2 separate regions of the Mus musculus genome follow, and region 2 is linked to region 1. The links are chromatin loops, found by intact Hi-C in ENCODE. Cell type or tissue: left cerebral cortex. All regions are shown on one strand. Each heading gives the region's core, and the rest is flanking DNA. Links, peaks and the distances in the headings are about the cores only.

Region 1 (11,153 bases), core at 2,181-10,180:
AAGTTCCAGATTCAGTGGGAGACCCCATCTCAAAAATAAGGTAGGAGACTGGGTATGGTGCCAACCACCTTTAATCCCAGCAACTAGAGAGGCAGAGGTAGGCAGATCTCAGGGAGTTTGAAGCCAACATGGTCTACATAGTTCCAGGACAGCTAGGACTACACAGAGAGACCCTGCCTCAAAAAAAAAACAAAAAAAAACAAAAAAAGATAGAGTGCTCAAAGATGACAGATAATGTGTACCTCTGGCCTCCTCATACATACATACATACATACATACATACATACATACATACATATGACACATGCACAGACACACCATATATACACACCACACATATTTACTTACATAAAACACACACACACATACACGTGCACACACCGACAGACACCGACACACACACACACACACACACACACACACACACACTCCCCAAGACTCGCAATAATCTCAACCCAGCAGCTGCATGGGAACATAAAATTTTCCAAATGATAAAGGGCAACAGTTAAGTTTAACAAAGACTTTGTTAAGGCCTGACGGAAGGCCTGACACGGTGCCACTGTCAACAAGAACTCACTTATTGCCAACCTTGACCACGAGGTTGGGGTCATCGATGATAGCAGGGTTGTCGGCAAATTGCTGATATGACACGGCTTGTTCCAAAAATGCATCTGTGGTAGCAACGGTAGGACAGGAGGGGGGAATCACAAAATGTGTTTCTTAAAGAAACAGGCCAATTTTCAGCAGACTCATCCCCATGTTGTTTCCCTGGGAGGTTACAAACAGCACTACAGACAGTCCTACAAATCCTACAAAATACAACAGGAAAGAGGGAGCCCGGCTTGATGTTTTAATTGGGGGGAGGGGGTATTAAGATATCAACAAACATGGGAGTGGAGCCGGCATGTAGAAGCGGAGAATGTTTACCAGGGATGCCAGCTTGAGTCACTTTCGCTGTGGTAACCTGAGACAAGTGACTGAACTCCCAGGCCTCAGAGACCGTGCCCTTAGCATGTGCATCATGGTCCTTTAAGTGAGGGAGGATGGCACTCGGCATCCTGCCCAAAGTGAGGCCTTGGGCAGTGTTGGCAGCTGCACGGCCAATGACTGTCACCTATGCCAAGTGCGGGAGCTCGAGCCCTGTAGGGCCTGCTGCTGACCACGCTCATTCTCGCTCATCCTTGGAGGTGCCAGCCTCCCCAAGCTCAGGGCAGGCCCTCCAGGTGGGAATGCTATGGGAGCAGAAGGCCCAGAGAGCCTCTGAGGGTCTGGCTGAAGACACTGACTTCCTTCACCTTCCCTGCCCAGTGGGGCCATGCCTTGGGCCTATCATGGGGTGCCCAGACCTTTCTTTCCAGTATGGCAGACGGTGTGCGTAAATCACTAAGGCCCTACTAGTAGTGCAGCCTCTGGAACCCAGGAGGGGAACATTTCCAGAATTCCCCAAACTGACTCAACCGCCCTCTCCCTCCTCTAGGACCTGAGATTTCACACACACTCCCAACATTACAGAGCTACTGATGTGACCCCTACGCTGTCCCCCAACAGGATTGCCTTGAACACTCTTCAGGGCTGGCCCTGGACACAGGGGACACCCACTTGTGCTCACGATCATCTCTGAGAATAAACAGCCCCAACAGCCTTCTTGCTGCCTAAAGGCCCTTGCACCCTGACAAAATTCTAACTGTAACCAGACTCGTGTGGGGCCAGAGACCGGTGAACCTTCCTCTTTCTCTCCAGCTCACCCAGGAGCTGGAGAACTGATCCTAGAGTTCTCAGCTCCCGGATCTTCTGACCAGTGGCCACAAGAGGGTGCTGTCCCATACAGCCTAGTACCTTTGGTGATCTCTCTGTGGTCACTGAGGCCACCGCAGAGGGAGATGGCGATGGATGGCAGGTCCCTCAGGCTGTCGGAGGTGCTCTCCACACCACTGTCGATGCCCGAGCCTCCCACAGACTGTGGTGACTGGTTGGCTGACCTGGCTCCGTTGTCACTGGCTTGTTTGGGGAGCCCACCAGGATCCCCACTGAAAGGAGAGAGAAGCTGTCCTGAGCATCCCGCCTTCCTCACTCTGACTATTATACCAAATGACCCTCCAGACAGCTGCACCAAAAAGGAGCAATTGCTACCTACCACCTCAGGGCAGCTTTGCCATCAACACATCGGAATAGACGTCAAAGTAAAGGCTGGCTCAGGAGGGCCTGTCACATTCTCCTGTGATACTCCAAACCTCAGTGAAAGTGTGTGTGTGAGAGGCCACTGTTACCCACCAGAGCACTGGCTCTCCTTATATCCAAAGGGACCCTCTCTCTGTCTCTCTCTGTCTCTCTCTGTCTCTCTCTGTCTCTCTCTCTCTCACTCACTCACTTAGATGGTGGGCCACTGCTCACTGCAACCCAGACTCAGGCTCCTTCATGGAATAGCCTTGAACTCACATTCCTGTAGAGAGGGTACAGGGCAGCCACATGTCCCTACACACACACACACACACACACACACACAGAGAGAGAGAGAGAGAGAGAGAGAGAGAGAGAGAGAGAGAGAGAGTGTCTTAAACTGGCCCTTCTCAGACTACAAAAAATGGTATCATCCATTATGACAGATAGTGATATGATAGCTCAACCCTGCAATGCAAGCCCTCAAGAAGTTGAGGCAGCAGGACCACCACGATTCAAGGATACCCTAGACTTGAATCCAGTCTAAAAATAAAGTAGTCTGAGCAATGAAAAGAACTTTTACTTCTTGGGGAAATACAGGGCTGCCACTTCAGGGTCCATGTCCGTGAGGTCGTCCAGATAAACACCATCAGCTCCAAGGTGTCGGCTCCGTTTATCTGAAAGAGTACATGGAATGGATCAGAAATGTGTTAGCCCAGAAACCAACTCAGGAGCTCCATCTCCAAGAACAGCGTCCGAGCCCAAAGTGCAGTACCATGGCTGCCTCCCCGTCCCCTCCCTTTCCCCGTGCCCCTCCCCGCATGAGCCACACACCGAGATGCCAACAAGTGCACTGCAGAACTCCCTTCTGCACGTCCCAGAGGGAGTGACATCACAGCACTCATCCACAGAGGGCCTGACGGGTTTTAGTCCCTCAACAGTAAAGCTGTCGCTATGATTACCTTAATTGATAGCTGCAGACAACAAAACCTTGCCTGAACACTTCCCTGCTGACACTCTAAGACACAGCATCCCTATGGCTGCATGATGGGTCCTGGGGCACTGTGTTCACAGACTTCCTCTCCACTTCATGCTGGGAACTGTGTGGCTGGCCCATACCAACCCACAGTGCTGCACAGTGCTACCTGGCTAACTGGGGTGAGGCTGTGTCATCACTACTTGGCACCGGTGTAAGCTGGTCAGACATCACTGTCCCTGTCACGGTTGGGAACCACGGATCTCTAACACTGCTAAGCATGTCTGGCCTCACACTAGGACAAGGGGCACTCAATCTCCTCACGAGTCGAGAAAGCACAGGTTGAAGATTAAACACAACAGATGCCGTGGGCCTGGGTCTTCTGTGATATATTTGAAACTTTGCATGAGGCTGGAGTGTCTCTGGTGTGCAGCCTGGAAGTACGTGGGGAGCCCCATGCTCGGCTTCATACCTTTCTTCCTGGAAGGGGAATCTGTCTTGCTCGACGACTGTGCGGTGTTGGGATATGGGGCCTTGAGCTCTTCGGCCACGGGTGAAGGTGGGGCTGCCGCCCCCAAGGACTCGAGATCCTCCTCGTTCACAAACTGCATTTCCGTCTGGGCCTTACTCTGGTGGATGAGCAGTCCCCGGGCCATTGTTGGCGACTGGTCACTAAAAGTATCTGAAGACTCGCTGTGAATGGCCTGAAAATTCATTTTATCAGGAGTCTTCCGGCTCCCTAAGGGGCTGGACTCTTTCATCTTGTGTGGAGAAGAGGACTAAGGAAGGAGAGACAAAAGAGGGAAGGGGGCTTTGAGGAATGCTGAAAGCCCAGGCAAAGAGAAAAGCTAGGAAGTTAAACAACAGGAGGTCAGTTAACAGTCCGTGGCACCCGCCTAGAGAACCCAAGAGCAGGATCTCCGAAGCTTGCAGAGAGAACATCGTGGCCCTGGTAGCTTCTCTTTCTCGTGGCAAATGCTGCCCCAAACACATGGGTCCCAGGTTTTCACCTGCATTGCCAAGGCTGAGCAGCCAGAGAGCACACAAGTGTCTTTGGGAGGGGTGGCATGGCACGGTGGGAGCTGTGGACACTTGGGTCCAAAACTGAATCGAAGACAAGGAGGAGGGACACTGTTGCTGGCTATGACAACTCTGATCCATCTACCTCGTGTGCACCTTCACGGGGCCATCCCTGCTGCAGAGCAGGAGCCCCCGCCCACACGGGAAGTGGGTCTCACGGTAGGACATCCTTCAGAAATGAGAATAAATGCATCCCATCTATGCAGGACAGTGTGGGGAAGGGATCCTGCAAGAGCAATCTCTGTTACCACAGAGCAGGAGGGTGGGCACTCAGCATGGACAGCAGCTAGAACGGGTAAGGCTCTCCCTGCTGCTGGCCACGCGCAGTCTCTCTGGGACCTGGGATCAGGATGCATCGATATGCACCCACTGTGCAAATACAGAGCTGCTTACTTAAAACCTGCATCTCTCTAGACACACCTATCAGATTTCACTAAACTTTCTCCCCAAAAATGGGACTGGAGAAGACATGGTGGTGATCAGTTTGCACCAGAGGGAATTTACCATGCAGACATCTGCAGTTACAAAAAAAGGAAGACAAACGAAAACTGATGCGCACAGGCAGGCCCTCCCTAGCTGATATCCCTGGGCCCCTCACAGACAGAACCAGGCCACGGTAGGTAGATCTGCAGTTAGAGCTGCTTGGCCAGAAGCAGCCAGGTCTGCACTGTCACACTAGCTCTCCAGCAACTGCTGAGGGGGATGTGTTAGGATGGCTGGCTGGACCAGTCCTGAGGCTCACAGACAGAGATTAGAACTCTCCACAGAAGCGCAATACAGCCTGGAAGGGGAAAGAAGCCACCCATAACCAGCCACAAGAGACCCACTCTCTGCATTCACTCATGCACTCATTACATGCACTGAACGGAACTTCAAGGGACCATAATATCCTCTAAGAACCTTGTGATATAGATTTAATGTATATGTAAACGTGTGTGTGTGTGTGTGTGTGTGTGTGTGTGTGTGTGTGTGTGTGTGTGTGTGTGTATACATACGTATTAGATATATCATAGACAGGGTCTTGCTATGTAGAACTTGCAAGACCAGGCCTATCTCTGACTCCCCCTCAAGTGTAGGGATTACAAGAATGCACCACCATATCCAGCCTTTATGATTTATTCTTAAAGGTGGAAATGAAATCATTTAAGATGTCTGTAATGCGCTGAAATATGAGGCACAGTGTCTTGAAACAAAATCCTGTCATCCTGTGTTCTTGGAAGTGTGCCTGATTTATTTATATATATATATAAATGTATATGTAAATATATATGTATGTATATGTGTGTGTATATATATATGTGTGTGTGTATGTATGTATATGTATATGTATATGTATATGTGTATGTATATGTATATGTATATGTATATGTATATGTATATATATATATATTACCAACTGTATATGTGAACTTTACAGGGTGAGAAGATGAGAAACCGAGGCACACCCAAGAAGGAAGAAAGGGAATACTGAGCTGGAGAGATGGTTCGTAAGTTGGGTTCCCAGTACCCACATCTGGTAGCCCAAGCTACCTAATCATAGCACACTACCTGGGACTCCAGCTCCAGGGAATCAATGCTCCTGGTCCCCTTGGGCGCTTGCATTTATATGCAAATGCACACCATGTACATCATTACAAAATATTTTTTAGAGAAGACTTGAGGAAGTGACTTCACACACCATCTCTTTCAGCTTATCTGTCTATTCATATATTTTACTGATAAGGATATGCAGGCTTCCCCATGTCCAAGATCACCTTGCTGTCAAGTGCAGTGGGGAACTCACACCCAAGGCAATGCGCCTCCCAGACCCTCCTGGCCTCTACCACACGGAGGTTTTCTCCATCTCCTCCGGGGTGTACAAAGGTTTAGGATCAAGACCTCACCAACTAGATGTTAGAACTATTCCCCACTGATGAGCTGCAAGCTTCGCACACTGCGGTCCACTGGCTTCTTCTCGTCCTTACACCGCACACACCCCCATCTCAGCCCCAGTGGCTTCTCTCTACAGGAGAGCCTAGCCTTCCTAGATAACAGCATTTCTTCCAAGGGGCTCAGATTGCACCGCTCCATTCCTACGACATGATACCTCTCTAACCACCATGGGCCTTGGGGAAGTAAGGCTGCAAAGAAGCTAGGGTCTGTACACAAGCTGCGTTATCTTCTTTACTGACTTTGCATTTTTATATTTAATATATATTTTATATTATATTTGCGATATACAGTGTAGGTTCTTTTGTTCAAAATACACAGCCACACCCTGCCCAGAGGCACACTTGCTGAGTCAGCACCCCGGGAGTCCATCCCTTTACAAAGCTGGGATGGTAATTCCACACAGATGGAGCTAACTTACACACCCTCGATGCACCGTAACACTGAGATTCAAAGGCTTACCTTTGCAGCCTGTGGCAATTCACCCCACAGCCAGAGCATTTCCAGGTTATTCTTTGGCGTCAACCTGTCTGCAGACTTACTGACCAGCTCAGAGTCACTTTTTGGTGTTGAGGGCCGGGAGCCTGAAGGACTTAAGGAAACACAAAACCATGATTTGAATGGGGGGAAAATCAGAAAACAACAACAACAGCAGCAAAACAACAAAGTAAAAAATAAAAAACCTTTGGTTTTGTCTCAGAGTCAAAGGTTCTAGTAACCCAGAAGATACGTCCCTGGGGCCGTTCCCTCTGACAAGCCTTCCTTTGGCCACTAGAGGTCACTGTTTACCACCTCTAACAAGGTAACAAGGTGGCCAGCCTTGTAGCCAAACTGAAGGACAGTAAAAGGAGCTATAACTTGAGAGGTGAGGGGGATAGAATCAGAAATGGAAATTCTCAATAAACTAAAGAAAGGAGGAGGAGAGAAGGAGGAGGACGGAGAAGAGGAGGAGGACAGGGGAGGACAGAGATGAAGAGGCGAAACAATCAGAGGGGCAAAGAGAGCAAAAGTGGGGAAGGGTTCTTGGGTACAAACTGCTGTCCTTTGTCACACACAGGCTTCTCACCCGTGCTCTCACTTTCCTAGCAAGCACCAGCTCTCCAGCAGGTGCAAAGGGGTCCTGACCAGCTGACACTGTATCCCAGGTTTAGACACTGGCTTTGAGAACAAGGAAAACACCCTGTGTGCCAACTTCACTACACTGGATCACCAGGCAGCTGTCTCCAGGAACCTATCAAACAAAGGCTTTCTGTGTCACCTCACTGTGCTGCTCCTAAGTGACAGTGACGCGCCTCCATTCCACGGCACACATTTTTACTTCTAACATTTGAACCAAGTCTCATGTCTGTTCGGCCAAATTAACGGGCCAAAAGTATCAATGCAGACCCACGATTCTCACAGACACCAAGCTACAAGGCCGGAAGAAATGTCATAGTTCTCTTTCTTTTTATTCTCCCACACCACTTCCCTCAAGAGGAACATAGCAGCCCTTTCACACAAAGCAGGAAATGGCTTCTCTACAGCCCCTATCCGTTCCCCTGGCTGTGCCAAATCTCACTTATCTGAGTCCCATTGCCAACTCAAGATGGCACTTCCTGTTGGTTAAAGAAGAGCCCCGTAGTGCACACAACTCCGTGGCCAAGTGAACTTGTATCTATTTGAGAGATTTTCTACATAGCTAGCCTGGCCTTGTATGGTGCTTCCATAAAGCCAGACCTCAGGCTCTTTGACCCTCGTTTTACAGTGAGGCACAAAGGGCTTCCCCCTTCCCTTGGCACCCGCTGACCACTGATCTTCCCAATGAAAGCACACTACCATAGGGCAACCCTCATGGTCTAGCCTGACTGGGGAGGAGGCTCCTGGTAAATCATATTGTGAGAGCTTCTACGATAGAACCCTACACCATACAGACAAGACACACACACAAAAAGAGCTTCTACAATAGAACCCTACACCATACACACCACACGGGAACTGGAGAGGTAGCTGGGAAGGTGGAACACTAAGGAGAGTTAACAGTTCTTACAGAGGACTGGAATTCCCGGTACCCATACAGGCTGCTCACAGCTGCCTCTAACTCCCACTCTAGGGAACCCAGTGTCCACTTGTAGACGTCACTTACACAAGCACACAGCCACCTACATGAATGCGCACATATGTGCTTTGAAGAGGGGGAGTCAGTACTTATAATTAAATGTAAAATCAATTTTTAAATTTTAAGTCAAATAAAATTGTAACAGTTATGATCCCCAGACAGAAATTAATCAGTGCTTACTTTGATTATAAAGTTTCAAAAGTAGATGAGGAAATGTCCACAAAATTAACAATACCGAGGGGATGTGGGGGAGGCCCTGATAAAAACACAAGCCCATGCCCCAAGACTGGTCCTAAGCCGTTCTTCTAAATTCTGCTCTAGAAATGCCGTGGAGATTGTGGGAACCCATTATACAGAAAGCCTAATAGGCTGTTTAAATATTTATAGTAAGTGGCTATTCTAAAGTGGTGCTCTAAAATTAGCTCAGAGACTTGTCTGTCAATTGCCCCACCACAGAAAACATGGTCTCTCAGTCTCCAGCTCCTTGTCCGGATTTTCAAGGCCACTCACAGAGTCAAGCAGCACCTAGGACAGACCATCTGAGGAATTCTAAGCAAGCCTAATCAGGGCTCATTGCTTAAGAATGCATGCTCACCAGGCGTGGTGGTGCACGCCTTTGATCCCAGCCCTCTCCGGAGGCAGAGGCAGGCGGATTTCTGAGTTCGAGGCCAGCCTGGTCTACAAAGTGAGTTCCAGGACAGCCAGGGCTATACAGAGAAACCCTGTCTCGGGAAAAACAAACAAACAAACAAAAAAACCTCATGCTCCTCTTCCAGAGGTTCTAGGTTAAATTCCCAGTGCACCCACAAGGTAGCTCTCCATCCTTCCCAACTTCAGTTCTGGGGGGACCCACCGCCCTCTTCTGGCCTCCTCAGGCACTGCATGCATGTGGTACACAGACATACATGATGCAGGCACACATTCAAGCATATCAAAGTAAATACATCTTTAAAATAAACATGTCTAATCGCCTACTTACAACTTAAAACGAAAGGAAGTATTTTTTCATAAGTAAGTTGGTTAGTGAGCACAACTGATTTTAAGTGTTAGATCAAAATTTGTTTTATATCCTGCGAGTTAATTTTCATTGCAAGTGATTGGAGTTAGAATTAGATCACAGCTTCTGTAAAAACAGGTCTACCTTTCCGAAGCATGGAAGTGGCAAGACTGCAGAGGACAAGAGCTAGAGAGAACTCCCTCGGCCAGGTGAGGGGGAGTCCTCTGGCAATCTACCAGGCTGCTGGAGGCACCGGACGGACACACAGCAAAAAGAAAGGGGGGGAAAATGTCACAGTCAGTTAAACGAAATGTTCTACCACTGCTTGTGGCTCTCAGCACAACGACTCTAAGAAATGGAAACGTTTGGCTGTCACCCAGCACCAGCAAAAGGCCAGCTACCTTGAAATCCGTAGGAAATCAACGTGACCTTTCTCTTGCGCTCGTCTCCTGCTACCCAGGCTGCCTCAAACCAGCTTTGTAGCTGAGGACGACCTTGAACTGCCCGGTTTTCCACCCTGACAGGGAATGAATCCAGGGCATCATGCGTGCTAAGCAAGCACCCACTAACCTGAGCTACCTCCCTACACCATCAGCATGAACTTCCTGGGATGCAAAGATAGGAAGCTGCCAAGACCCATTTCCCATTTGATCCTTGTGCCTTCAGCCAAGGCAAGACCACACATGTCTGGTTGAACCTCAGCATAGAATCAAACTCCATGATCTACAGACTCAGACATGGGCGCTCTCTCTCTCTCTCTCTCTCTCTCTCTCGTTTCCTATAAAACACATTATTCCAAGTGTGGACGACGTAAGAATCTATGTATCCTTATGTTCAATCCATGTGACAACAGTCACATAATCTGATGCCATCAGTATCCTGGACTCACAAGGAGAACAAGAGAGACAGTGAGTCCCTCCCTGGGCTGTCCTAAACATTCCTTTTACATTCTTCAGATTAATGAAGAATAGGTTTCATCAATCAATTAACAGCGTCTAAAGACGGTGCTCTGTTTTCTTCCTAAGTCAGTATGTCTTCTCTTCTTTGGGATCATCTCCCTGAACCAGGACAAGAACACATGAGGTTCCAGGCATCTTAGAGAGGTGTAGATAGTTGTCTGCTGGGTCCAAAGAATGGATCACTGACCTAAAAGGTTTATTATGAAAACAATATTTAAAATATCTCATTAATGTTTTTAAATGGATTACTCTGTGAAATGTGGGTCGAATAAAATCTTTTAAGTTAATTTGATTTTTTTGCAAAGGTTTTTTTGTACTTGTGTTTGTGTGCATGTGTGCATGCATGTTGCTTTTGTCAGGGCATTTTATTACAACAATAGGAAAAGAAATTAAAACAACATGTCTAATATAAAACTACATACATATACATATTTATATATATACATACATTCACACATGCATATATATATACTTACATATACTTATATGCTTATAAATATATACTTATATACATATATGTACTTATATACACATATATACATAAACATAAGCATTATATATATATATATATACACACATACACACACACACACACATATACACACACACACACACATATACATATATATGGCTAAGTATTTGGTACCTAATGGAAGGTCTGATCTCTAAGCAAGTAGACCCTATCCTCTGGTAGATGAGCATTTCCAGTCAGTCCCAGCTAGGATCAAGCATGATAGCTCAGCCCTAGCTTATGACTTGCGGCTGCCTTATTCTCAAGATGACCCTGAGCAAACTGGAACCAAGACAGGTGTCTGACAAGGATGGCAGCGCATGCCACAGTCCCAGGGTACACTCACTTCCATTCTAAACTACAAGTAAACATACAGCATCCGGTAGGCTAGCCCAAGGACACCATAGCCACCATGTTGCTTAGCTGGCTTGACTATATCCACATCCCCA
Region 2 (11,153 bases), core at 1,917-9,916, 67 kb after region 1:
CCAACCCCATTAATTTAACCTTGTTCGTTTGTGCCCATGGAGCTGAAATTGACCTGTAAGGTATTTCTTTCAAAACAAGGATTTTTTTTTTCTTGGCAAGAAATAGTTCCCCAAAGTGTCTGCATGTGACTCGGGACTGCAGAGAGATACAAATTTTCAATCTTCTTAAGTTTTAAGCTTTATTTTAAATTTGCATTCAAAGTAACAGGTTTCCCTGCCATATTTTTATACATACTTAGTTCTTGTCCCCCCACCCCTCTCATCTCCCTGACTTGATCCTGGCTGTGCCCATCTGCCCTGGTATTCCTCTTTTTCCCAATTGCATATTACATGTGTTCCATCACCCTCATACCCACCTCCCTTAAAACCTCCTTTCTCCTCTAGTTTCCTGACCGCCACCCAGACTCTTCACATACATATACAGAGTAAAAACTAGAAGCCAGGATACATGTGTGTGAGAGAGAGGGTGTTGTGTTTGTTTGATTTTGTTTTGTTTGTGCATGTGTGTGTGTGTGTGTGTGTGTGTGTGTGTGTGTGTGTGTGTGTGTGTGTGCCTGGCTGTCCTTGCTTCATACATTTTCACAGTTCCATCCATCTTTCTTTCTGTAAATTCCATAATTTCTTTTTTTTATGGGTGACAAAAATTTCATTGTGAGCCAGATATATTTTGCACTCTTTCATTTTAATCTCAGCACTCGGGAGGCAGAGGCAGGCAGGTCTTTGTGAGTTCAAGGTCAGCCTCGTCTACAGCATGAGTTCCAGGACAGCCAAAGCTATGTAGTGACACCCTGTCTCAAAAACAAACATAAACAAACATAAACAAACATAAACAAACAAACAAACAAACATTGTGTATATGTATAAATACCATTATCTATTTGTTGGTGATGGGCGTCTGGGTTGATTCCGGATCCTTGCTACTGTAATAACACAACATTTTGCATGCAAATCCAGCGTCTGTGGACTTGGCCTCACAGTGGGAAGTGTCTGGGAGAGGGGCTGATATCACATCTGGCATCTACCTTGGGTACCTTCACTGTCATAGTAAGCCTTCTGCTTACAAAACGCAAAGCCTTGACCTTGCTCACAGCACAATGGGTTCCAGCTGAGCAGGTTTGCACATGCAGAGAGCAGAGCTCCTCTTTGGAAGAACTGCCAGCTGCTAAAGAACATGGCACTTGGAGTGGGAGGAAAGAAGTCAGTCAATGGTCACAGTGCGGCTGTATGGCACTGGGCCACTGACAACTGTGACATCTGACTCTACATCATCAACTCAAAAGCAAAAGCTTATCAATAGAAACAGCAGCCCCAAGTGTGGAGAAATCACTGTTTCTGACAACATGAGCACCTAGATACTGTCCTGGAGGTGCCTGGACTGTTCTTACATTTCTTAGAAGAGGTAGGTGCACGGCAGCCAGTTCTTGCAACCATGAACAGGAGAGAAGTTTTAAATAAATAACTCAGACAAAGCCCTTTGGCCTCTAGAACATCCAGTTCCTCCTCTGAAAGCCTCTGGCCTCCCGAGACTGCCCTGGTGACATTACCAAGCATGAACGAAGCTATCCACAGTCAACTGGGTCCCTGCCAAGGCAGCCAGCCGTCATGACTGCCCCAACCCCCAGCCCCCAACACCGTCACACCAGCCCTGGTTAGGTCTTGCTGCATATAAGGATGAGCTACCTGAAAAGACAGACTCTCACATCTCTGAAAAGCCAGGAGCTGGGCAGGATTTTAGCTTCAAGAGGGTTCTGTAGCTTGGGAGAAAATAAGGGCACAGTCAGTCCTGCACAGAGCAAAACTCCAAGGCCACAGCCTTGCCTGCCTGGCCTGGGAAGCCACCCAAAGCCCAGGTGCATGACAAATCAGGCCTGTCTTCCTTCCCTCAATAGTTGTCCTCAGAAGACCTATTCTTGAACTCATTTTCCTTTGAGTAGGATGAGGTAGAGCTTGTTCCCCAGCCCTGTAAGATGGGAGGAAAGAGCCAGGGTGAGGTGGGAAGGACAAACTCCAGGTGCTCACGCACTAGTAAGGACTTGCAGAACCACCTAAGGACATCACTCTGAGATTTTGTATTTTTGTTTTGTTTTGGTTAGGGTGGGTTGTTTGTTTGTTTGTTTTTCTCTCACATTTCATGACCTGCAGAATCAAAATGACCTTTCCCAAGGCCAGCTGTTTCTCCATCCCGGCTCCCATTCCCAATAGGATAGGAGTTGTTCCAAAGACAGAGCTGCTCAATACATGTTCCCAGCATCCACCTCTGTGCAAGGTTATTCTGAACTCGAAGCCAGTTCTTTGTAAGTACCTTGAGCCACCATGTTCTCTTTACAACCAACAACAACAAAAAAATCTGAACACTGTGACTCTGGGTAATAATTGAAATGTGCTCTGCTTTTAAAAAAAAAAAAAAGGTGCCATCATCTCTCTGTGCCCAAAGGCAAACCACAGAATGTGTGCCTCCAACTCCTCAGCAGTACGATAGAGATAATATCTACTCCCAGGGGGATATCAGCATTTGGGGAAATAAGACTTGTGGTTCGGAAACCACAAGTGTGTGTGTGGTGGGGTCAGAGAGTAGATCAGAGAGGCAAGGTAAGGAAGATCCAAGGATAAAATGGGCAAAAGGCAGCCTCAAAGGAGCACCTACCCATACCAGTGCCAAAATGCTCCTGGGACTTTGAGGTGGTGATTATGTGAGCGGAACAATGAGAGAGAAATAACAAAGTCATGTTTTATCTAGAGAGCTGGCTAGTCCATTCTGCCTTCCACCTCCTCTCCAGACAGCAGGCATTGTAGGAGAGGTAGAAAGACAGTCATCCCAGAGTTCAGTCGTAGCCTCTCCAGTCAGCTGGTCAGCTTCTCCCTGAAGTTCAGGATAGCTATGTCTCCCTCATTTCCTACACTTCTCCCTCATCATCTGGAGATCTGGACTCTGGCACAGTTTAAAATGTTGAATGTGGGTCAAGTGAGTTGGCCAATCAGGTACAGGCTCCCAACGGTCTAACATCAATCCCTACAACCCACGTGGTGGAAGAAGAAACCAACTCTCCCAAGTTGTCCTCTGACCACCCCCCCCCCACATACACACACACAGGCCAAGGCACACACAAGCACATGCACACATACATGCCAAGGTATACACACACAAACACACACATGCCAAGGCACACACAAGCACATGCACACATACATGCCAAGATATACACACACAAACACACACATGCCAAGGCACACACAAGCACATGCACACATACATGCCAAGGTATACACACACAAACACACACATGCCAAGGCACACACAAGCACATGCACACATACATGCCAAGGTATACACACACAAACACACACATGCCAAGGCACACACAAGCACATGCACACACACATGCCAAGGTATACACACACAAACACACACATGCCAAGACACACACAAGCACATGCACACACACATGCCAAAGTATACACACACAAACACACACATGCCAAGGCACACACTAGCACATGCACACATACATGCCAAGGTATACACACACAAACACACACATGCTAAGGCACACACAAGCACATGCACACACACATGCCAAGGTATACACACACAAACACACACATGCCAAGGCACACACTAGCACATGCACACATACATGCCAAGGTATACACACACAAACACACACATGCTAAGGCACACACAAGCACATGCACACACACATGCCAAGATATATACACACAAACACACACATGCCAAGGCACACACAAGCACATGCACACACACATGCCAAGGTATACACACACAAACACACACATGCCAAGGCACACACAAGCATTGTATGTACCACCCACACCCAAAATAAATATAAGAAAATTTTAGATGTTCAACCTAGTTAGTGTTCCCTGATGTCAGCCTTGTGCTCTTTCACGGTCACCTGGGCTGAACAGTCAGCTCAGAAGAAGCCATTAGCAGTTCATGCCTGCTAAGCTATCAGTGGCCTGTATGTGTGGGACATCCCTTTCTGCAATACACGGTATAAATGTCCCCATGTAATATAAAATACAAACGGTCTCCTGTCCATCCTTCCTGGGTCCTAGCAAATCACCTATCTGGAGCACTTATCCCCAAACTCAGTGTCAGTTCCTCTGGTCCCCTTCAAGTCTTTGCTCCAATGGCGTCTTCCCAGTGAGCCCCGTGTTGCTGCCGTCCTCCCTCCCGACTCAGAGTCCGGGCCCTACACTCTGCTCTGTTTTCCCTCTCATATAGCACAGCACACAATGTTTTGCTTTCACTGTTTGTTTATAAGACTGTCCAGGATGGGAGGTCCAGGAAGGCTAGACTTTAGTCTGGGTTTAGGCTGTGTGGGCCAGAATTGCTCACAAATCTCCAGCAGAGGAGCAGGCACCTAACTGCTCTCAGTAAACATAACTGGGTGACCGAAGTGGGCAAAGCACAGCCTGGTGATTGCCTTGGACCATGGGGCTAAGATCCTGATTTGGGTTTTGGGGTATATCTTAGTGGTAGGATGCTTGCCAGGCATGTGTGAGGCCATAGGCTTACACTCCAGCGCCACAATAATGATAATCATGGTAATTAATAAAATAACAATGTCCTATAATAGCTCATATAGACTGTCACTGAAATCTACTGAGAAAATAATTGACTGTTTTCTCCTTATAGTGGGTACATATGAAAAGAGTGTATATATATTTTAAAAACAAAATTTCAAAAGCTATACATGCATATTATATATTCAGTCCTATCCTCAGTGGCTGATGAGGTACTCCAAGAACCATGGCCCTGTCTCCTTCGCATTGCATGCACACTGTGCCCTGTCCCCGTGCCCCCCCCCACACACACACCACACACACACCACACACACACCACACACACACCACACACACACACTGTCGAATGAAGCCAGACCAGAGTCCCAGAGCCGCTGTGCCATATGTTACAGAATATCTGAGGAAACAGAGATGCCCGCGGGGAGAGGGCTCGCAGAGGCTGAGCTCAGCTCTCAAGAGCCAAGGGAAGGGGGAGTTCCCAGAGATGGCATTGACACCGAGTTGGAGGGCTCTGCAAACCCTGTACTGGTCACGGGGTAGATCACGTGATAGTTGAGGACCATCTGAACACATTGCTTAACCTCCCCTCGACTTCCTTATCTGCTCAGAGAAACCGTTCTCCACAACCTACAAAAATCAATTCTTATTTCAAGAGCTCCAAAATGCTGTGCCAAACTGACTCGTTGACTCAGTGGGAAAAGGACAAGCCCACATTTTGGACACTCTTACCGGACTCTTTCCACTTAAACAGGGTCTTGTGTAGACTAGGCTGATCTCAAACTAGATATGTAGCCCAGGGTAACTTTGAACTCCTGATCCTCCAGCCTTCACCTCCCAAATGCTGAGTTTACTGACTTCTAATGCCTTTGGGACCCCTCTGTGAGGCTTTTATCTAGTTCTCCGACTCTCCAGCGCCACCTACTGTGCACAAAGCATCCATCCCCACCACCTGGAAGATCCACTCTGACCCAGTCCAGACAAAGTCTCTATGATTATGTGTATGGGGAAAGCTGATTCCTGTCCTCAGACAACATATCTTCCTGACTTCAGCTACTCTCAGACTGCATCGAATTCTCAGTATCTCAGGGGGATCTCAGAATCCCGTTTGTCTCTGTGGCTTGGAATTTAACAAAAGGTACCTGAGGCTGCAGTGTCTCACTTTCTGATGACGATTTTCAAAGGAAGACATCTATAGAAAGGAGCCTGAACAAAGCCTGTCCTGCAGTACTCTGTGATCCAATTCCAGCAACCCTAGTCTCATGTCCCTTGGAGGAAAGTTTGGAAGGAGGCATGAGCTCTGGGAGTTGGGGAGGAAGCATTCGTAAGACACTTACAGGAAGCTCCAATCACTGCTGAACACTTCACAAAGTTTATGGTACAAAGACTAATCCTGTTTTTTTCACCAGAATCAGCTAAAGGTTTCGATAGCATTGTACACTCCCAATCCCTGCTTATCAGCTACCAATAGCAAGCAGATGAGCCGACGGGAACCAGGCAAAGCCTAGGAGATCATTAAGCCTGAAACTATTTGGTTTGTGATACACACAGGCATGCGTGTGTGCACGCACACACACACACCTTACAATAATGCGCTTGGCAACTTAGTTTCTTCTCCTGGGTTTACAGACTATGCACACGTACTCCTCTCCAAATAACACACCCAGCAACCACCTGGTTCTCTCCACCTACACTAGGAAACAATAGTATACTTCTCTGCCCCTAGTAACAATCAAATTTAGATAGTTGCTATCCAAGTATGTTCCCGTTCCCATATTGTCCAGGTATGAAGAACAGAAAGGCCAATCTGGTGTGAACTGGTTTAGGATGCATGTGCAGTAAAGCAAAACTATGTCCACCTTGTGCCATCGTATGCATATGTATAATTGGGTGTGCATATGATTAAAACTAAATGCATTATGGGAAGAGACATGCACAGTGGGAAAATGAATATGTGACCACTCAACACAAGGATCCATCCACAACTCTCCTGAGTAAATTGCCCCCCTTCCTCCAGACTCATGGCCCACTGTCAATCTTGGTAGTGGGTCCCTCTACAATCGGCACTATCATTTCTCAAATGAAATTATATTGTTCCTTTTACAAATCTGTGACCCCATATTTTCAGTTCTTTAGGTGAGAAGCCAAGAACCTGGCAACACCCGACTTAGACCCAGATGACCTACAGTAATGCAGGGACTTGTCAGAGCTGCCAGTGACTCTGCTATTTGGGAATCACTCATTGCTTTGCAAGTCCCACAGCAGCTGGACTTTCAAATAAGGCTGCTTGCGAGCAGAGTGACTCACCGACATCACACAGCAAGGATGCACCAGAGCCAAAGCAAAGCGGAGGGAAAAACACCAGCCTCTGGAGTGGCACTTTCACAGAAGGTCAAAGCTCTGACTGGCCCAGGTAAGCAGCAGGACACACCTCTTTGCTTTGAACACTTCAGTATTCTTCTAGGAAACCCAGGCGTCAGGGAGTGGATTGTATCCCAAATGCCTTCCAGTGAGTCGTTCTTAGCACTGGAAAACGAGGGACATTAACTCCTGTAAGAAGGCATCATTGGGAAGAGCTGTGCTGAAGCAAGTTTTCCTTTCCCACGGAGAACTTGGGGTGTCAGGTGGAGAAGAGCAGGCACAGGCACCCAAGGACACACGTGCTTTCTACACACGTGGTCAAAAAGGCTCCAGTAAGGCATTTGATAAAAATCTTCCATGAGGCCCAACAGGGCAGATGAGAGGGCTTGTGGGTGGTGGGGGCTCATGTACTGAGCTAGATAAACCACTCTATCCAGGAAAGGGAGGATGGTTCAGATGGAGGCTTCAAATGGTACACTGGTGGCTCTAGTCTTACCCTCTCTTAAACATTTTAGCAATGTTGAGCTAGGACAGAAAGCATGTTTGTAGCTTATGGCCAAGATGACATCATGAATTGGTTCTTCAAATCATCTTAACCCCCTGGTATGTAAATAGGTGGAAGAAAAATTACGTCATAGAGAAAAGACACAGGCTTACAAAGAGGGTGTTTGCAGAAGCCAGCCGAAATCAGATCAGAGATGTAAAGAGAGGGTTAGCAAGATGGCTTCGTGGGGAAAGGTGCTTGCTGCCAATTCTGACAACCCAAGCTCAATCCCTGACTTCCAAGTGTGTACCATGACACATGATGCCCCTTCCCCTACACACACACACACACACACACACACACACACACACACACACACACATACACACACACACATACACACACACACACATACACACACACACACATACACACACACACATACACACACACACACATACACACACACACATACACACACACACACATACACACACACACACATACACACACACACACATACACACACACACACACACACACACACATACACACACACACACATACACACACACATACACACACACACACACACAAATAGATACATAGTTTTTGAAAAGAATGTAAAGAGTTGGATGTGGTTGAGCAAGCCACAGGCCTGCAGACAGTGACTGGTACTTTTCTGTGACTCCAGTTTCAGAAGATTCGGTGTCCTCTTCAGGCACCTCCACCGGCGTTCGTATGGTACATAGACAAACATGCAGGTGGAACACCCGTACACATGAAATAAAATTTTAAAATATTTTATGTCAGTTTTCTACTTACTTATTATACATGTGCACATGCCACAGTGCACATGAAAAGAGCAGAGTATGACTTGCCGGAGCCTGCTCAGACTGAGCTGAGATTGTTAGACTGGTGGCAAGGGGCTTTATCTACTGAGCCATCCCACTAGCCCCCAATAGCCAACTTACCGCGCTCCCTCCCTTTTCCTCTGTGTGTGCCTCTGTCTGTGTGTGCCTCTGTCTGTCTCTGTCTCTCTGTCTGTCTCTGTCTGTCTCTGTCTGTCTCTGTCTGTCTCTGTCTCTCTCTCTCTCTCTATCTCTCTGTCTCTGTCTCTCTCTCTCTCTCTCTCTCTCTCTCTCTCTCTCTCTCTCTCTCTCTCTCACACACACACACACACACACACACACACACACACACACACCACTGGTTCTCGGAAGCACCAGCAAGTCAAAACACAGAGTGTAATTCTGACACTACAGAAAGTCAGACTTCATTTCTCACAAGAACTCGGTGTAATTAGAATAATCCTTTCCAGCCCTGGCCAGGCGTCATCACCAGAGCTGTAAGAAAACAGGGCTGCCTGTTCTATACACTCAGATTCTACATCATCTGGCTGCTCTGTGAGCAGTCCTGACTGTCCAGGGCTGACATGAGCAGAAGATGCCCAGCTCTGCCTATAAAGCATGATGACCAAGCAGGCCACACCCATAGTCAGCACTCAAGACTAATGTCCTATTTCAAGTCTTCCTTCCTGTGGGAATTTCCAGAAATGGGATCCCCGAAAAGTCACTCTCCTGCGGCTCTTCATGTGCACACCCCATCTGCTATCACCCCCTAAGAAGGCTCCTGCTAGGGTCAGCAGAAAATGACCATCACTTCAGAGACATTAGATCTCTAACTCAGGCTGGAGAATTAGCACACATGAAAGTCAGGTCCCATGCTTCACGTGCAGAGAGAAACAGGAAGGCAGCATCTCTAGTAGAGAGAGCAGAGTCTTTGGAAATAGGTGACCCTCCATGGAAACAGCATGGCTGCCAGATGAGACAGCTGAGAGAGAGACAGACAGACAGAGGGGTGCGTGCATGCGCACACACACACAAATGAAATACTAATAAAACTCTCTCAGGTCATCTGTGTGTGACTAATTGTCATTGTAGGGTCTCTCTCTCTCTCTCTGTGTCTGTGTGTGTGTGTGTGTGTGTGTGTGTATGTGTATGTGTCTGTGTGTCTGTGTGAGTGTGTGTGTGCATGTGTCTGTGTGTATGTGTGTGTGTCTGTGTGTGTGTTTGTGTGTGTGTCTGTGTGTGTGTCTGTGTGTGTGTGTCTGTCTGTCTATGTGTGTCTGTGTGAGTGTGTGTGTGCATGTGTCTGTGTGTATGTGTGTGTGTCTGTGTGTGTGTGTGTCTGTGTGTGTGTCTGTGTGTGTGTGTCTGTATGTGTGTGTCTCTCTGTGTGTCTGTGTGTGTGTGTCTGTCTGTCTGTGTGTGTCTGTGTGTGTGTTTTACATTTTTATTTACTATTACATGGTGCACATTAGGGGCTGAGGTCAGAGGACACTTTCAGGAGTCAGGTCTCCCCTTCCACCACGTGAGCCTAGAGAAATAAATGCAGATAATCAAGTTTGGCAGCAAGTGCCTTTATGCATGAAGCCCTCTTGCCTGGCCCCACTGTTGGATTCTTAGGCAGGGATAGAGCAAAATATGGAAAATGGCAGATATAGTACCCAACGTGAACGTTTACACAGTACACAATAATAAACCAGATACATCACTTTAAAGCGCTCTGGATCACCAAAAACCCAAGAATAACTCATGTCTGCAAAATGCTGTTTCCCAAATTGATGGCTTACATTCATGTTGACGCACGTTCTCTCTCTCCATGTACTGACGCCATGGCCATTTCTAACTGTGTAAAAGCTAGACACTCGAGCTCGGCTCGCTTCACCAGCCACTGCAAAGTGTCTATCAGATGGCTATTAATAAACTTGGTTTCTGCTGAGGTCAAATCCGGTAAAAGAACAGACGAGCCAAGTCTCCCCTCCCCCACCCTTTTCATTTTGAACCAGTTTAAACCACTTCATTCTTAGATGAAGAGAATTCATTTAAGAAGTTCAATAAAACTCTTATTGTTAGCTGAAGTTGTTTTAGGTATTGATTCATGTTTCATTTGTTAAAGATGGCCATTCCTTACTGAAGAATAAATGAGTTCCCTCAGCAAGACCCGGCCTGAGAATCTTGTGACACCGCCCTCTAGAGGCTAGTTCTGAGCCAGACCACCAGAGCCTTATTCAGAATCACCTAGATCATCAATGGCTCTAAGCTGAGGGTGAGACCCCTTTGGGAATCAAACAACCCTTTCACCTGGGTGGCCTGGACCATCAGAAAACACAGATAGTTATGTTACAGTGTACAACAGTACCAAAATTACAGGTATAAAATAGCAATGAAAATAACGTTACGGCTAGGGGCCACCACCGCGTGAAGAACTGTATTAAAGGGTTGCAGCATTAAGAAGGTTGAGAACCACTGCCCGAGATCACTCCTATAAAGGGCTGCCCTTGAGGAGAAGGTAGGGGAGGGGACAAATAAGAAACAGGCGAGGCCCGAGAAGTCTAACAAGGCAGCGAAGCAAAGCAGAGCCCCTGGTGTGGCTGTGAAGGGGGCTTTCATGGGAAGGCTGGCGTCTGCTACTCCATGCCAAAAAGAATGGCAGCCATGGCTGCAAAGTGAAAGACATGAGGATGCCTCCAGGATGTTAACTTCTCTGGGGGGGTGCAGTACTGAAACCTTGGCTCATCCCCACAACTATCCAACTCTGAGTCACCCTGGTCCCTTTTGTAAAAATCAAGATCAAAAAAAAAAAAAAGGTTGGAGAGCCATCCACTCCTGGCCTGGCCCTTGCTCCAGCAGACTCTCCTGCCTACGTCAGCATCATTCTTGGCACTAGCGAGCATTGGAGGTTGAAGCTCCAGCAACTG

What was found. A loop is a pair of places that touch in the nucleus more often than their neighbours do. Peaks named below come from ENCODE experiments on the same cell type or tissue, not always from the same donor. Only the 100,000 strongest peaks of a DNase experiment are listed, where the experiment ranks them.
Region 2: it touches region 1 in a loop (10-fold over the local background); 34 of 42 quality-filtered maps call a loop at or near these places.

What each region holds. Positions count from the first base shown.
Region 1 is chr12:16,561,786-16,572,938 of GRCm38, forward strand. Lpin1 (lipin 1) reads right to left here. Exons shown (of 21, transcript NM_015763.4): 6 at 9,379-9,477; 7 at 6,605-6,734; 8 at 3,606-3,912; 9 at 2,741-2,834; 10 at 1,837-2,027; 11 at 578-671. Among named protein-coding and RNA genes, the nearest start is that of Lpin1, 22 kb to the right of the region's middle. In left cerebral cortex, for the core only: CTCF peaks have their summits at 6,911 (motif pointing right) and 9,117 (motif pointing left); DNase peaks (open chromatin) are centred at 6,917, 7,355, 7,649 and 8,116; H3K27ac peaks cover 194 bases.
Region 2 is chr12:16,629,141-16,640,293 of GRCm38, forward strand. It overlaps a transcript of Lpin1 not described here. Among named protein-coding and RNA genes, the nearest start is that of Ntsr2, 19 kb to the right of the region's middle. In left cerebral cortex, for the core only: a CTCF peak has its summit at 5,478 (motif pointing left); DNase peaks (open chromatin) are centred at 5,463 and 6,841.